Regions from separate parts of the Homo sapiens genome. Here region 1 is linked to region 2. Evidence: read pairs that join two places in POLR2A ChIA-PET (ENCODE). Cell type or tissue: A673. All regions are shown on one strand. Links, peaks and the distances in the headings refer to the core of each region. The heading gives the core; the rest is flanking DNA.

Region 1 (5,383 bases), core at 91-5,090, 410 kb before region 2:
GCACAACCCCTCGTATACCTCACTTGGACACCAGTGGTGTATAAAATGAACCAGGCAAGTAGAGAAAACAAGGAAGTATTTTGTTTGGTTGTATTGTGTTTTTGTATTTTTTTTTTCTTCAGCTTCAGTGATAGCAGCTTCGAACCTGAACAAGCTTGTCTGAGCCCTTCCTAGGCCCTCCCTGATTTCTTGTGATAGATTAAGTCAAGTCAAGTTTGTGGTGGTCACAGCAGAATGTGCAGAACTGCCATCGCATTCAATTTTCTCCTACCATTTCCCGTTGACAGCTGTCTGTAACAGGCTAACACTGGGAAAGAAAGATCTTTTGGCCGGGCGCAGTGGGTCACGCCTGTAATCCCAGCACTTTGGGAGGCCGAGGTGGGCGGATCATGAGGTCAGGAGATCAAGACCATCCTGGCTAACACGGTGAAACCCTGTCTCTACTAAAAATACAAAAAGAAATTAGCCAGGCATGGTGGCAGGTGCCTGTAGTCCCAGCTACTTGGGAGGCTGAGGCAGGAGAATGGCTCGAACCCAGGAGGCGGAGCTTGCAGTGAGCCGAGATCGTGCCACTGCACTCCAGCCTGGGCAACAGAGCGAGACACCGTCTCAAAAAAAAAAAAAAAAAAAAAAAAAGAAAGATCTTTCTTTGAGGTTCCTAGCAATGGTGGTAAACATTCCTAGGATGTTTACTCATCTAGTAACTCTAGTTCTTTATTCCACACCAATTGGAGAAGCCTATTTTTACTCCAGATAGTACTCGTATTGTAACTATGAAGAACTGATGTTTCATCAGTGTATATGTGTATTCATGGTGATTGGCTTTCCTGCTTTTGTGCATTAGCAGTAAAGTGACATATATATGTGGCTTGCCAGTTCCACTATATTGTCTGGGCAGCAAATGTTGCCAACACATTCCGTAGTAAGTAGGCACAGGGGATGCGTGTTCCAAAAGAACCTCATCAGAGACTCTCCAGCAACAAAGCTTCATATTTTGGGTCTATTCCAACTTAAAGAAGTCTTCCTAATTAAGGTAGGAAGTTAAGGTGGGAAATAGACTTTTAGGATTGTAAAATGGAGTCATTAAGGCCAGCACAGTGGCTCACACCTGTAATCCCAGCACTTTGGGAGGCCAAAGCGGGCGGATCAGAAGGTCAGGAGTTTGAGACCAGCCTGACCAACATGGTGAAACCCCATCTCTACTAAAAGTACAAAAATTAGCCGGGTGTGGTGGCGCATGCCTTTAATCCCAGCTACTCAGGAGGCTGAGGCAGGAGAATCGCTTGAACCCAGGAGGCGGAGGTTGCAGTGAGCCAAGATTGCGCCACTGCACTTCAGCCTGGGTGACAGAGTGAGACTGCGTCTCAAAAAATAAAAAATAAAAATGGAGTCATTAAAACTGAAGTTACCTAATGCAAACCCTTCAGATCAGGAATCTCCTTTACAGCATTCCTAATAAATCATCTCATCTCACTCAGTACTGTCATTGCCTTAGCAGATTGGGGGTAATATTTGCTTTTGTTACCATAATTAGTTTCTTTAAGAAGGATGTATTTTTGTTTGTTTGTTTGTTTGTTTGTTTGTTTTGAGATGCAGTCTCACTCTGTCACCCAGTCTGGAGTGCAGTAGTGCGATCTCAGCTCACTGCAACCTCTGCCTCCCAGGTTCAAGTGATTCTCGTGCCTCAGCCTTCCAAATAGCTGGGATTATAGGCACGCACCACCACGCCTGGCTACTTTTTTGTATTTTAGTAGAGATGGAGTCTCACCATGTTGCCCAGGCTGGTCTTGAACTCCTGAGCTCAGGCAGTTCACCCATCTGGCCTCCCAAAGTGTTGGGATTACAGGCGTGAGGCACCACGCCCAGCCAAGAAGGATGTTTTTTGGTCACTGTGGAGGATGCTGCTTGCCAAAGGGCCTCAGCTTACTAAACGACCACTTGGAGGATAACACAACAGGTGGTGACATTCAGGACTAACTCCAGAGCACTTTAGGGTGGAACAAGCTTCTAGGTATTCTAGGATAGTCAGCTGCTCCCAGACCTTGCTTCCATTCTTCAACTCACACCCAGTTCCTGAAGAACTGGTTTGTTAAATGATAAATAAGTACTATATAAGATGGCATAAATGACCTGAATACTCTTCTCAAAATTTTGATTTTCCTTTTTTCCCAGACTCTGTATCTCTCACTACCCTTACCTGTCCCACACATTCTGTATTTTAAAAGACTCAAAGACATGCCGTTATTTTATGTGTTCCTATGAAATCATGAAAAAATCCTGCCAGTGGGCAGGCACAGTGACTTATGGCTGTAATCCTGGGACTTTGGGAGGCCGAGGCAGGAGGATCACTTGAGGCTAGGAGTTTGAGACCAGCCTGGGCAACATAGCCAGACTCTGTCTCTATCAAAAAAAAAAAAATCCTGCCAATTAAACTGTGTCACACAACTGTAAAATACACCCCAACCTCAGACACATTCAAAGGTGAAAAGTGTGTCTTAGAATTGATGAAACAGCATTTCTGCCACATTTGAACCACAGTGATGTTACTGAAGATTTAGTCTTTCAACCAGAGAGATGTATTTTATTGCTTTCCTCTCTTCCTCCTTGTTTACATTGTGTTCTCTCTGTTCAGTGGTAGGATTGTTACAAGTGTCTAAGTATGGGGATATAGGCCTTGTCTAGAGAGAAAACATTACTTGATAGTTGGTTGTCCTGGGCAGGAAAGGTTGCAAGCCAGGTTGTTAGGGCCTTTGCTATGTCTCTTCCCCAGGCTGTTAGGGGAAGTACTGCAGTGGGCCAGTTGCTGGAATAAAGTGACCGCACAGGACTATACCTAAAGCCAGATGGTTTTAGTAACAGTGAATTGAATTAAATCAATTGGAAAAGATTGGTAGCTGCTGTCCTTATCCTGCAGGTCTGCTTTAAAGAAGAGTCTGGCAGGGAGCCAGGGACCTGTTCCTAGGAAAGGCAGGCAAGATGCTGCTGGAGAGGAACAATATGCGTTCCTCTCTGAGACCATTTCCTTTGAAACATGTTCTGGGGCAGGAGCTTGATTGGCTGCCAAGGCACATGTGAGTTGGGAAGCACCATGTCAGACATGCAAACCAGGGAGCCCCTGGGCCGTGTTTATTATACGTGTTCTGACTGGCCCTTGTTGTTTAAAAAAAAAAAAAAAAAGTTGTAGCTAAAATTTAACAATCAGGAGATTTTATACAAAATTCCAGATTTCTAGCTTTCCTTAAAAAATAGGAAAAGCCAGCAATACTGAGCCTATATTCTAGCTTAGTAACAATTGGCTGGAGCTAAATGATGGGCCACAGACCTTCCTGTTTGTCAGTCTCCATTGAATACATATGCTCTTGCTTCCTGCCTGGACCGTGGAAGGTCTTGCAGTACAAAATAGAGATTTGAGGCATTTTGGAGTTAAGACAGGCCTTCCCTGGAGTCCTGTTACTATCTCTTAATAGTTATGTGCCACAGAGTGATACACTTTAACTTCTGGGCCCAGTGTTCTCATGTATGTAGTCATACCTACCTTTCTAGGTTGTGGTGAGGTTTAAACAAATACATATGAAGTGCTCAGTATTACCTATTACCTGGCATCAAAAAAAGTGTTCAATAAAATGTACGTATCACATATGATCAGTTGAGTTTGTTATTGGGCTAGATTATATAAGTAAACGTTGTCAGTTGAAAGCCTATGGAGTACTCTTATATATATTTATATTTTTAATAGATATATTATAGTTATATATCTGAGGAGTACTCAATTCTCACAAAAAAAAAAAAAAGAAAAAAGAGCGTAGGCAGAGCAGAATGGATAGACAGGAAGTAGATGTGGATGATGATGGCATGGAGGAACCAAACAACAAGATAAATGTTAGCACTATGTGATAATCTCTGTGTGTGCCTAATTTTTCACTCCTGTGTTGATCCGAACCTTCTATTTGTCTACTGGAGGTACTGCAAATAGAAAGAAGATCATGTCTCTGAAGCACTTGTTCATTTCTCATTGAAGAGCAGTATTCAGCAGAATGCAGTGGTCATGTCCAGTGTGGGAGTTTTGCAGCTCTTCATTTATTTGTGTCTCTACCTACTTAGCTTGTAGAAGGGTGTGATCCCAGATAACAGGCGTTAGCTGGCTGCAAAAGGGGAAAGTTATATATCTCTCCCTCATTTTTCCTTATGAATGACCTCTGAGTTGGTAATTGACAGGGATTATTGCCATTTTTTTAATCTCTGCTAGGAGGCTGCTGGAATCTTCCCTCATTTCATTATCCCGTTATGATGGAGCAGGATCCAGAGAGCACCCAATTTACCCAGACCCAGCGAGGTAAGGCCAAAGTGAGAAATGGCACTAGGTGGGGGGAGGGGCGGCCCTTGGGGTTGCCACACTGTTGGAAGCTCCGTTCTGTGCCTCTCTGGTCCTGGTGCTCTTTTATTCTTCAGTTACAGTTTTGAGACAGGTGGTTCAGGTGATGGGGAAGTATTGCAGGTAAGTGAACAGTACCTCTGGTGACAGAGGGTTATGACCAAGCTCTTGTCCTTTGGGACTCATTTCCGCAAGTGTGGTGCTAGAGGAGGAACCTGGAGAGGCCACAGGTAGTCATAGGATACTCTTTTTCTGTTGGCCAGAGAGGCTGTTGTCATTCAGATGGACAGCCAACAGGGGAACAAAATGTTTTTAATTTATAGGGAAATTATGTATAGATTAAACAAAAAACCCAATTTGCTGTCATTTGAGAGGGAATTTAGAATATCAAAAGGCAGAAGTCAAGCTCCTTCAGGTATTGACATTTTTGGAGACTGCCCAAAGGAAGAGACGACCGAAGAAGGAGTAAATGGATAAAACAAGTTGGCATTTTATTAAAGTGCTTGCCTTACACTTATTAGAAGACATTTGAGGCTGGGCATGGTGGCTCACGCCTGTAATCCCATCACTTTGGGAGGCTGAGGCGGGCAAATCACTTGAGGTCAGGAGTTCAAGACCAGCCTGGCCAACATGGCAAAACCCCGTCTCTACTAAAAATACAAAAAATTAGCTGGGCATGTTGGCAGATGCCTGTAATCCCAGCTACTTGGGAGGCTGAGGCAGGAGAATCACTTGAACTAGGAAGGCAGAGGTTGCAGTGAGCAGAGATCGCACCACTGCACTCCAGCCTGGGTGACAGAGCAAGACTCTGTCTCAAAAAAAAAAGAAGACATTTGAAAAGTTCTAAAGAGATAAAAAACAAAACAGAAGTTATTTCAATGAGTTCAAGGCCTGCCCTTCACTGATGGTGATAACTAAGGACCAAGGGTGGGATATTAATGGATAACATTCATCTGCAGAGAGCAGCCCCTTGGGGTTGTCACAGCCAGATTTACGGATTCTGTTCGTGAT
Region 2 (5,383 bases), core at 308-5,307:
GTCTCTTAACTCTTGGCCTCAAGTGATCTGCCCACCTCGGCCTCCCAAAGTGCTGGGATTACAGGCGTGAGCCACCACGCCTGGCCCAAGAAATATTTTTTAAAGTACTTGTTTATATAGCAAACCAATCTGCTGTAATAATACTAGCCTCCCCCCCCACATAGTTGTGATTTAAAATTTGTTAATATGGCCAGGCGCGGTGGCTCACGCCTGTAATCCCAGCTCTTTGGTAGGCTGAGGCGGGTGGATCACCTGAGGTCAAGAGTTCGAGACCAGCCTGGCCAACATGGCAAAACCTCATCTCTACTGAAAATAGAAAATTAGCTGGGCGTGGTGGCAGGTGCCTGTAATCCCAGCTACTCGGGAGGCTGAGGCAGGAGAATCGCTTGAACCCAGAAGGCGGAGGTTGCAGTGAGCTGCGGTTGTGCCATTGCACTCCAGCCTGGGAGACAGAGCAAGACTCTGTCTCAAAAAAAAAAAAAAATTGTTAATATGTAGATTAGACATTAAATAGATTCCTTAGATGTGTCCAAAATGTATGGAATCTGGTCTGATATGCTTCTACTTTATAAGCTGTTTTATTTATATGACATCAATTTGTCTTTTCAAGACCTAATATTAAAATGAAATAAATTCAGCAGTTACAAAGGAGTTAATACAAAGGGCTAAATATAAGGAGAAAAATAGTCCCTGGTGTTAATGGCCAATATAGAAAATATCAGGTTTGTAGGAATTCTCATTCCATATTTTTATCATTATATGTACCCATGTGATTACTGAAATACTAAAGTTGGAAATCAGGAGAGGAAATAAGGAGAGTAAAACTGGGCAGCCATGTAGATTCAGTATAGAGACCTTTGACACACCTAAATTATTGAACACAGTTTTCTTTTTTAATGAAATGCCCCAGGCCAGTATAAAGGAAACAGTTGTGATGATGTCAGAAGACTTGGTCTTAAGTGTACTCCTGTCACGTAGCTGTACACTCTTGGGAAGTTCATCCTTGCTGGGCTTTAGTTTACCCAGTGGTAAAATGGGGATAATAATAAGGGCCTGCTTCACTATGATATTAAAAGGATTAGATAAGATAATACTCATGAATGTACTTTATATTACTAAAGTTGTGTATGTAAATTGAATTTTTAATCAGCAATAAGGGGCTGGGTTTTAAGATATTTATCTGTATCATGTTAATAATATTAATATTATACAATTTTAAATAATGAGTTAGAACCAAAAAATTAGTGATCCACCCTGCTCCCAATAGACCAGTACTTTTTTTTTTTTTTTTTGACACGGAGTCTTGCCCTGTTGCCCAGGCTGGAGTGCAGGGGGGCCATCTCAGCTCACTGCAACCACTACCTCCTAGGTTCAAGTGATTCTCCTTCCTCAGCCTTCCCGAGTAGTTGGGACTACAGGCATGTGCCACCACACCCGGCTAATTTTTGTATTTTCAGTAGAGACGGTTTCACCATGTTGGGTAGACTGGTCTCTAACTCCTGATCTCAAGTGATCCACCTGCCTCACCTTCCCAAAGTGCTGGGATTACAGGCCTAAACCACCACGCCTGGCCCAATAGACAAATTCTTGACATGTGTTTACGTGTGTGTTTATGGTGTAGTTCTTAACAGTATACACATTGGTACATTTGTGTGTATATTATAAATATAAATGTACTGGTGTGTTGTCATGGGAATGAAAAATTTTAATTATGAGCTTTTGTGTTTTAAAAATTTTATTTTACTAACTATATAAATTTTATTTTTATGTGTTAATATACAAACTTACATAAATATATATATTTGTGTTTGGAGAAGTGACATACACACATTTTGGAGAAATGACATAGATTTTAAATGTTTGACAAGTTGTGAACGGTTTTTGTACCTTAGGTTTATCTGTTGTCATCAATAATAAAGAGTGTTTATTATGTATAGTGCTAAGCCTTTTTACACATAGGATCTTATTTAGTTTTAATCCTCACAGCAATATTCTGAGGATTTACTATTATTATCCTACCTCCATTTTACAAATGAGGAAGTAGAGGTTTCCCTCGGATCACATAGGTAACAAATGATACAACCTGGATTCAAGCCCAGGTTTGATTCCTGAGCCCTTGCTCTTAAATGTCCAAAATGCTATACTAAACTATGTAATTCCCATAGATACCTAGAAATGAATTACTAAAGAAGTTTTCAATTTACTGAAATGGCCACAGCTACAGTGTATCATTTTGAGGCTGTTTCATGTTGATTTTGGTTGGGTTAGGTTGAGTAGTTTGAAAATAGTAAACATTGGAATGGGATGGAAATGAAGACATTTGGGACAGTGCCTGCTTTGTTTATCCTTGTATATCCATTGCCAAGCATAGTGCGTAGCATGGGGTGGGGTCTAATAGCTATTTCTTAAAGTTTGGAAGTTGGGCACTTTATAAAGCACAGTGTAAGTTAGTTTAATACTTTTTTTAGTAGGTGCAAATGGTTTACATTCACTATTTCAGTCAGTCCTTATATAACGATCAACGTTTTAGAGTGTTAGATAAGTGTCCTTTCAAGAAATATTACAAAAGCTGTGCATCTAAGTTAGAAAGTCATTCTAGCAATATAGATACGTATAAAGTAGAAAATTAGTCATTCCGTTCTCATCCTACTTTTAAACTTTTCCTGTGCATTTACATATGTATTTTATATATATATATATATATACACACACACACATTTTTAAAGAAGTTTAATTATACCATAATACTCTCAAAGTTTACTTTTTTCCAGGTGACTATTTAAAAAACTTGTTTATTTTTGAAAATAGGGCTCATGTGGGAAGTGGGAGTAAGGTTGGAGGAAGAGAGGTGGGTAAGATTTATACATTAAGATTCCAAACCTAATGCCTTAGATTGATTGTACCTCATGCTTTAGGAAATGGTCATTGTTATTTTTTAAACTTAAAAAAAAATCAGTTTAAAATGACAACATTGTTTTCTGTCCTATATAAGTAATTTAGGAGGCATCATTTCTGAATTAAATGATTCTAGTTTATTCTAGTAGCTACTTATAAAGAGAGCAATTGTGTTTTCAAATAACATTTAAAAAAACTGGTAATCTCTCTTCTTGGTTGTTAGGACACATTTATTTCACATTTACAAAGTAAATAGGCAAGAATTGGGGCAAACCTGTAAAAAAGAAAAAATAAAAAGTAGGATTTTAAAACCAAGATAATACATGTAATATTTTAATTAATAGAAACTCAAAGTAGTACTGCTTAATCAGCGTAAAGATACCCTACATAGGAATTAGTCCTGGTCTTCACAACTTCATGTGAGTAGTGTGGGCTGACCTCATCCCCATCACCTATCCCTACTCACTCAACCACTACCAAATGCTATGCTGATAACTCAGTATTTTTTAACGCAGTTAAAAAAAAAAAGTAAGTTATTTGAGTGCTGTTCATTTTTTCTGGCATTATATTTAGAAAGACATACTAAAGGCCTTATAATCTACATTAAATAGAACTCTTGATTCCAGCTTTGAGAGTTTTAACTTGTTGCTGAGATTATTAGTGATAATTCACTGTTGTAATTTTTAAATTAAAAAATTTTGTTACACAGGTAATAAAAAGTTTTCGTTATAAAAGTTTTTAAAAAAGCCTTTCTAATCCTAGAATACACTCCTTGCATCTAAGGTGCTTTATGCTTCTTTAGATCCACGAAGTGCTAAAGCCTTGCCGTAAAATTCTAAGAATTGGACCTGGTAGAATGTAGCAGTTTATTTAAACTATAGAGTAGTCAACGTTTTTTACCAGCCAAGTTTAGTTTTTCTCATTGGTAGCATTCATAAATATGCTTTTCCTTTTGAGTGGCTCAGACCATGTCCTACAGAGTATTTTATTCTTGTTCATTCTAGTCTAATAGTGTACAGAGGGCTCAATTAATGTTATGGATGGTGAAACTGAGAGACAAGAATTTGACTAAGTTAGTGGTAGAGCCTAGTTTTCCTTTTTTATTCTAGACTCAGTCATCTTGACCAGTACTCTCTACACTTTTAAAAATTATGGTTACCAGTTAAATGTATGATAGTCTAAACTAGTGTTTTATGCATGTTGTCAAACATATAGGAAATTTGAAATTTTTAAAAGGATGAGATTTTAAAATATAAGTTGTAATAATTTCTTCCCAGTGGCTCCCTTCCTCAGGGTACCCACACCCACTTGGAGATGAGTGCTCAAGATAGGCCATTCTTCCTGCAGAAGAGGCAGCCGTGGGGACAGCTGGAGGACAGTTGGTAAAAGGTGTGGGACTTTTAAGTTGGAGTGATCTTTTGCAGCTTTTTAATTTTAAAGAAACAGCCTTTCTTTCTGTGAAAGGCTGAAGGATTCAAAGTATAGGCCTGGAGAGAGGTGAGCTTTAAAAGACAGAAATATAAACCTTACTTGTTTTCCTCAGAGTTGACCAAAAGGGAAAGGGCTGCCTGCCCTGATAGCTTCTACTCCCATTGAGATGGCAGTGCCTTTTTCTGTTGTTAGGCAGTTTATAGAACGCAGGATAGCTTGGTAAGCGTCTTCTCTGTGCCTGATGTGACGTAACATTGTGGAGTATGCAGCATGCATGTTAAGTACAAGTGGTTGTATTTGGCTTGTTGCTACAGCATTTTTGAAGATGTCTTAAAAAGCAATTATCAGTGGATGGAGTTGGATATGTGCAAATTATTGAAATCATCATATCTCGAAGACCAAACTTTGTAACTTGAATTATTCTATTTAGTATTTGTTTACTTCCCCCAACCCCCAACACCTCAGAGCAGAATTCTTTTTCTGAAAGGAACAGATGCCGTTAACTTATCAGGACTTGATACTAAAAAGCCTACAAAAATCTTTGTGCTGTTTATTTTCTTTATTTAATCTATATGCAAAACATATTGTAATTATTGCTGTTAGAGAGTTTTAAGCTGATGGTTCCCCCCCACCCTTTTGTGCTCAGGGGAGATAGATTAGGAATGCCAAATTGACAACTTGGTATAAAGAAATAATGACCATTGAAATAAAACAGGAGTTCAAATAAAAAGCAAATCAGATACAAATGTAGAATGAAAATATCTTTTAGTAAAATGTTAGCATGCTGTACTTGGAACAGATGCCACATTAATTCAAAAGAGAGCCCAGAAAATGTGGCAACTTTACGATGTCAATGGAGGGAGCTGCAATAGTTCCTGTTTTCATTGTGTCAGGTTCTCAGTACCTTTAGGTCCAGTCCTGTTCCTTGTATTTATTTTCTGTATATTACATGTTAGTATACAAATATTAAATCCGTGCCTAATACTTATATTTGTGTAATTAAATACATTGTCATGCTATTAGATATTAGTATAAAAAGCCCAATAACTTATACTGC

The links. Peaks named below come from ENCODE experiments on the same cell type or tissue, not always from the same donor. Only the 100,000 strongest peaks of a DNase experiment are listed, where the experiment ranks them.
Region 1: POLR2A ChIA-PET joins it to region 2 with 9 read pairs; 1 of 35 experiments calls an interaction of 5 or more read pairs at or near these places.

Annotation. Positions count from the first base shown.
Region 1 is chr11:46,511,677-46,517,059 of GRCh38, reverse strand. AMBRA1 (autophagy and beclin 1 regulator 1) reads left to right here. Exons shown (of 18, transcript NM_001387011.1): 8 at 4,247-4,333. Among named protein-coding and RNA genes, the nearest start is that of MIR3160-1, 62 kb to the right of the region's middle. In A673, for the core only: no CTCF peak of the experiment used is centred there; a DNase peak (open chromatin) is centred at 2,989.
Region 2 is chr11:46,105,890-46,111,272 of GRCh38, reverse strand. All of the region lies in intron 1 of PHF21A (PHD finger protein 21A), which reads left to right. Among named protein-coding and RNA genes, the nearest start is that of PHF21A, 13 kb to the left of the region's middle. In A673, for the core only: no CTCF peak of the experiment used is centred there; a DNase peak (open chromatin) is centred at 4,542; H3K27ac peaks cover 676 bases.